2 separate regions of the Homo sapiens genome follow, and region 2 is linked to region 1. Evidence: read pairs that join two places in POLR2A ChIA-PET (ENCODE). Cell type or tissue: MCF 10A. All regions are shown on one strand. Each heading gives the region's core, and the rest is flanking DNA. Links, peaks and the distances in the headings are about the cores only. Region 1 has its middle 15 kb from the start of PAQR7. Region 2 overlaps AUNIP (aurora kinase A and ninein interacting protein).

Region 1 (2,909 bases), core at 93-2,592:
ATTGTTCCCCTCCATCCATCCCCCCACACCTACTCCTTCTCCAGGCTTGTTTGAGTAGATGGCACCCCCCTTCACTCAGCTCCCCAAGGGAAAAGCCCAAGAGTCAGCCCTCACTGCATGCCCACATCCAGTCCAACAGCTCCTGTTATCTTCACCATGACCTAGATCCTGAATCTAACCATGACCCTCCACCTCACTGTCCAAGCCACTCTCATCTCTCTCCCTTGTGCACTCCGGCTCTCCTTACCGTCCATTCTCCTCCTGGTGGCTGAAGAATTCTTTACACATGTAATCTGATCACATCACTCCCCCCTTAAAGCCCTTCAAAACTGCATCATGCAGACTATAACCAAACCCTCGCCCTGGCCCCAGGCTACACAGCTGGACCCTGAGCACCTCCTTGTATGGGGTCCCCTTGCCCACCTCATCCAGCCAAGAGGGCCTCACTTAGGCTCCTTCCTCACACCTGCTAGTTCCTGCCATCAGGCCTTGGCACTAGCAGTTCCCTTTGCCAGGAACACACTGCACCTGCCCACAGTCATTGTCTGTTATATCACCCTTTTCATCCTCACAGCACTCATCCTAATCTCTTTTATAGTCTGTCTTCTCCCCCCAGGATGTAAACAAGGGCAGAGACCTTGTCTGCCTTGTCCATCGCTGTATCCTCAGGACCTAACACTGCCTGGTAAGTAGGAGGACTGGAGGTGTATTCATTCAATGAATACGTGGATGGAGAGGCTTGTTTCGGGTGGTCTCTTAGGGAACCTTCTAGCTCTTGAAGATCTAAAGAGAAAGCAGAAGAAGGAGCTTGGGGAAGGGGACGCAACACATGAGGTATGTCCGAAACTGGACTAACATCCCAGCCCTCTTCCCTGATTGCCCAGTGTAGGAGATCAGTCAGAGTGGTGGGAGAAACTACAGGGAAAAGGAGCAGGCCTTCTGAAAGGTCAGAGGGCTCTGCAAAGCTCCAGGAGAGAACAGCTGAAGGCAGCTGTTCCATAACCCTGAGGCAGAGGGCAAGGAGTAGGTACAAGGGAGTGTGGGGGAATTTATCTTAAACAGGCTTGTTTACTTATGTTGACCAGAAACTGACCTTTGATTATCTGCACATGAAGTTCCCTGAAAGGGGAAGAATAAATGTTAATTACCTACAGGTTGTGTTGGCTCCAGGTTTCCGGCATTGTGCCTGCACGGAATAAAAGCAAGCAGCCCCAGCTTCTCGGGGCTGCTCTCTGGCCACTAGAGCCAGGTAGTCATCTAGCTGCTGTTACACTGCATACCTGTCTGACTACTCATTTCATCCGTAGGTCGGCCAGGGTCTACGGGACACACCCAGCAGCCCAGGAGATCCTGCTAGGCGAGCGTATCCAGGGACTGAGTCAGAGACCATTTGGAAAAAACTGGAAAGAAGAGGTGAGCACAGGCACTGCCATATTGAGCCCCATGAATTCAAGCCAGAATGGGACCCCCGCCATCTGGAAAATGGCATTGAGAGAGCAAGCAGCCTGCTGGCTCTGCCTCTAATTAGCAGTGGATGAGTGACCTGACCCTCTCTGAACCTCAGTTTCCTCATCTATAAAATGGGATAAAAAAGAATAGTATTTACTTCACAAGGTTGTTTTAAGGATTCAATCGGGGCCGGGCACAGCAGCTCATGTCTGTAATCCCAGCACTTTGGGAGGCCGAGGTGGCTGGATCACCTGAGGTCAGGAGTTCAAGACCAGCCTGACCAACATGGTGAAACCCCATCTCTACTAAAAATACAAAAATTTGCCGGGCATGGTGGCAGGCACCTGTAATCCCAGCTGCAGGAGGCTAAGGCAGGATAATTGCTTGAACCCAGGAGGCAGAGGTTGCAGTGAGCCGAGATCATGCCATTGCACTCCAGCTTGGGCAACAAGAGCAAAACTCCATCTTAAAAAAAAAAAAAAAATTCAGATGGATTATGTAAAATGCCTATACAATGCACGGCAAATTGTTTAAGAGCTCAAACAACTTCAGTCATGTAAGAGAAAGAAAAGAGAGGAGGGAGAAATGATGGAGCCAGGTGACACAAAAGCAGATGTCCCAGTCCCCTGGGGGCAGCCCAGTCAGATATGCTGGGAGTTTGGACCTCCTAGAAAAGACACAGAACTTTAAGGCATCTGAACTTTAGCTTCCCCTTCTCAAAATGGACTTCTGAGTTCTTCTGGTCCAACCCCTTCGTTTTACAAACGTTCTGCATCTTGGAAAGAAAGGCCAAAGACCCAGAGAGTTGGCAGAGGCAAGTACAGAGAGGCGGCCAGTGGGGACAGGGCTGTGGAGGTGGGCCAGTGCAGCAGGCTGTGAGCCCCCTGCTCTCCTCATTCTGGGGAAGAGGATCTGCCTTCATCTGCACCCCGCCACCCCCCACCACCAACACACACAATGAGGGGGAAATGGCAGGCTGGGGAGACCCATGAAGCTGGCAGGAGGAACACTGGGCAGGGAGGGGCCAGCCCTGTGCTGGGCATTTCAGCACTGGGCTCAATACTCATGCAGCCTGCGAGGGGGTCTCTGCAGTTTACAGATGAGGGTATGGGTGCCCAAGCCCCCTGAAAAGCTCTTAGAGCCAGAACCGGAATACTATTCTGTGTGACTCTAAAAATCTCTGCCCATTCTTATGCTCACTAAAGTCTGAGAAAAATTTAAAAATTAAAATTAAAAATAAATTAGGCCAGGTGCTGTGGCTCACGCCTGTAATCCCAGCACTTCGGGAGGCCGAGGTGGGCGAATCACCTGAGGTCGAGTTCGAGACTAGCCTGGCCAACATGGCAAAACCTCGTCTCTACTAAAAATACAAAAATTAGCTGGGCATGGTGGTGGGGTGCCTGCAATCCCAGCTACTTGGGAGGCTGAGGCAGAAGAATTGCTTAAACCCAGGAGGCGGA
Region 2 (2,909 bases), core at 201-2,700, 56 kb before region 1:
CATTTAAATTAGGCCAGGCACAGTGGCTCACACCTCTAATCACAGCACTTTGGGAGTTCAAGATCAGCCTGGGCAACAAAGCAAGACCTCATCTCTACAAAATATTTTAAAAATAATTAGCTGGGCATGGTGGCATGTGCCTATAGTTCAGCTACTCGGGAGGCTGAGGTGGGAGAATCACTTGCGCCCAGGAGGTCCAGGCTGCAGTGAACCGTGTTCATGCCACCACACTCCAGCCTGGGCAAGAGAGCGAGACCGTGTCTCAAAAAAATAAAATTTAAGTTAAAAAAAAAAAAAGAAGCAGTTCTCTTATAACCTTGCAAGTTTGTCCCTTAGAGGTTGTTTAAGCCTCTTAGATACCACATCAACAACAAGGAATAATGCCTTGGGTAGAAGACAGGTCAAACTAGACTCTGGTTCAGATCAGGCTCAGGGCAATGACAGCATATACTATTACAGTGTTGCCTTTTCAAAAATAAAATTGGTAATGGTTTAATTACCAATTATCACAAGAGCCACTTTGTAAACATTTATTTGGATTCATAGTTTTACAAAGGGGATTCCCTCCTATCTTGTGGGAAAAGGGTAACAGAGTCACATCCAGATTGTTGTACAGCTCAGGCTTTTTAAGGGAGATATTTAAACATAGAGTATATAACTTTAAAGTGCTGTACAGTTACCACAAAAATAAAATAGGAAACTAGCACCATTCTACCTCTCTTCTCTCCACACCTGGGTTGTGGGGAGATTTGCTAATCACTGAAAAAAAAGGGTCAAGAGTAATCATCCCAAGCTTAGGCTGATGTGGGTTAAGATCAGCCAGAGATTAAAAGCTCACACATCTGGCTGGGCGCGGTGGCTTATGCCTGTAATCTCAGCACTTTGGGAGGCTGAGGTGGGCGGATCAGGAGGTCAGGAGATGGAGACCATCCTGGCTAATATGGTGAAACCTCGTCTCTACTAAAAATCCAAAAAAAATTAGCTGGGCGTGGTGGCGCATGCCTGTAGTCCCTGCTATTCGGGAGGCTGAGGCAGGAGAATCGCTTGAATCCGGGAGACAGAGGGTGCAGTGAGCTGAGGTCGCACCACTGCACTCCAGCCTGGCAACAGAGCGAGACTCCATCTCAAAAAAAAAAAAAAAAAAACACATCCATAAGCAAGGTCCCAGTCAGACATCTGGAAGGGCAAAGAGATGGCTCTGTGCAGGCTGAGTAAAAGGCACTTTCATAGAGATAAATACCCACTGTGCTGCCTCAGTGTTCATCATAGACTCATTCAGGGAATTTACCAGCCACCACCTTCCTGAGGGAAAGCCATGATGCCAATCCCACTGTCTTAACAATGGTACTGCCCTTTATTTACACAGAGAAGATGCTCAGTAATGACAACTTCATCCCATGCCACCTTCCCACCTAAACAAACTCACTCCTCTCTCCACCCACAACTATATTTTCCTACATCTCTATCATTTCAAGGTACTTTTAGAAACAAAGCTTCAAACATTTAGAATTGGTGTCTGATAACTTGATTACCTTCAGAGTCCTGGGTAAAGAGCAAATCAGGCTTCAGATTTTGAGTTGGCCCATCCTCCTGGCACTGAGCCCAAGGACTGTTAGGAAACGGCCCTAAGTCCCAATTCCAGTTATTGGTTACATCTTGAAAAGGAGCTCTAGTGTTGTGGGCAATGACCCGCTGGCCTTGAGAATCTTCAGTGAAAAGTTGACTCCAGGAGTCCTTGTCATTCTTTTCATTGTCCCAGGAAAACACAGAAACTGGACTACGGCTTTGTTTCACTGATTCTATGTTTTCTCCATTCCAGGATTCCCTGTATGTTTGAAGGAGGACAGGGGCCTGCCTGTTTTCTTTGGCAGACACCTTTCTTTCCAATTTAGTCTTGCCTAAGGGCTGACAGCATTTGTCCCCAGGTAGTTTGGTGTGTTTCTCCATACTCTGATAGTTCTTCTTAGACTCATGAAGCCATTCCCATTTCCTGGCAGAATCCCCTTTTTCTTCCTTTCGGTCTAGCAAACAAGAACTTTCCAAGTCCTCGGTGAAGGAAAAAGCCAGTGGGGTATGACTATCTCCAGCACAGTCTGGAGTATCAGGCTGGAGCAAAGATAGCTCAGTTGAAAATGGGGTTTTCATTCTGTGGTGGCCAGAAGTCTGGAGGGACTGAGGAGAGAGTCCAGCTTCCTGGATGTCTGCAGTGGTTGAAGTGGCTAAAGGGGATGCCATGCAATCGTGTGCTAAGCCTGGGATCAAATGGTCTAGCTGGGTCGCATTTTTCTTGGACTCTTTGTTGATCTGACTTTCTGTATGAGATGAAACACTCTTCTGGTCACTGCCATTTGTCTTTCCTAATAAAACAGGAATGAACAAATATTATTCTGCAGAAAAACTGCCCTAAGCAGGATTCAGTTGGCTTTTTCTGAAATCAGTATCAGCTACTATTACTACCTAGTGCAGGAGTCTTAAGACTCTTCACATAACTTTGTAGCCAATCTTCCTGTTTTCAATCTTGCCAGTCTATCATGAATAAACTCTAAAACATCAGATCTTATATTCCCTACTCAAATACATGGATACTTCCCATCACCTACCTAATAAAGTCAAACATCGCATACGATCAGACCATAGCCTACTTTACCAGCTGAGTTTTCATTTGTAGGTTTGTTTAACATACGGCACATCAGTTTTGCTTTTGTTTTTTATTTAATGTGGTTTTTTACTAAATGGTGATCCTGGTCAAATATACATTCCTAGACATTATCCTTAAAGAAACATGCTAAACACATACTAGTTTTGTAAGGTCTTAAAGATGACATTAACTATCCAACTCTGAGAAACCTTCTGGTGACAGTGTGAAAAACGTGGGTCCTCCACTCCCCAGGCATTTCATTGGAAAGGGA

What was found. ChIA-PET counts read pairs that join two places held together with the same protein. Peaks named below come from ENCODE experiments on the same cell type or tissue, not always from the same donor. Only the 100,000 strongest peaks of a DNase experiment are listed, where the experiment ranks them.
Region 2: POLR2A ChIA-PET joins it to region 1 with 5 read pairs; 15 of 35 experiments call an interaction of 5 or more read pairs at or near these places.

Annotation. Positions count from the first base shown.
Region 1 is chr1:25,889,415-25,892,323 of GRCh38, forward strand. It overlaps a transcript of STMN1 not described here. Among named protein-coding and RNA genes, the nearest start is that of PAQR7, 15 kb to the left of the region's middle. RefSeq lists enhancers at 497-1,696, 1,204-1,707, 1,708-2,211 and a silencer at 884-1,178. In MCF 10A, for the core only: no CTCF peak of the experiment used is centred there; a DNase peak (open chromatin) is centred at 1,327.
Region 2 is chr1:25,833,490-25,836,398 of GRCh38, forward strand. AUNIP (aurora kinase A and ninein interacting protein) reads right to left here. Exons shown (of 3, transcript NM_024037.3): 3 at 517-2,357. The coding sequence ends at 1,504. Among named protein-coding and RNA genes, the nearest start is that of MTFR1L, 15 kb to the left of the region's middle. In MCF 10A, for the core only: no CTCF peak of the experiment used is centred there; no DNase peak of the experiment used is centred there.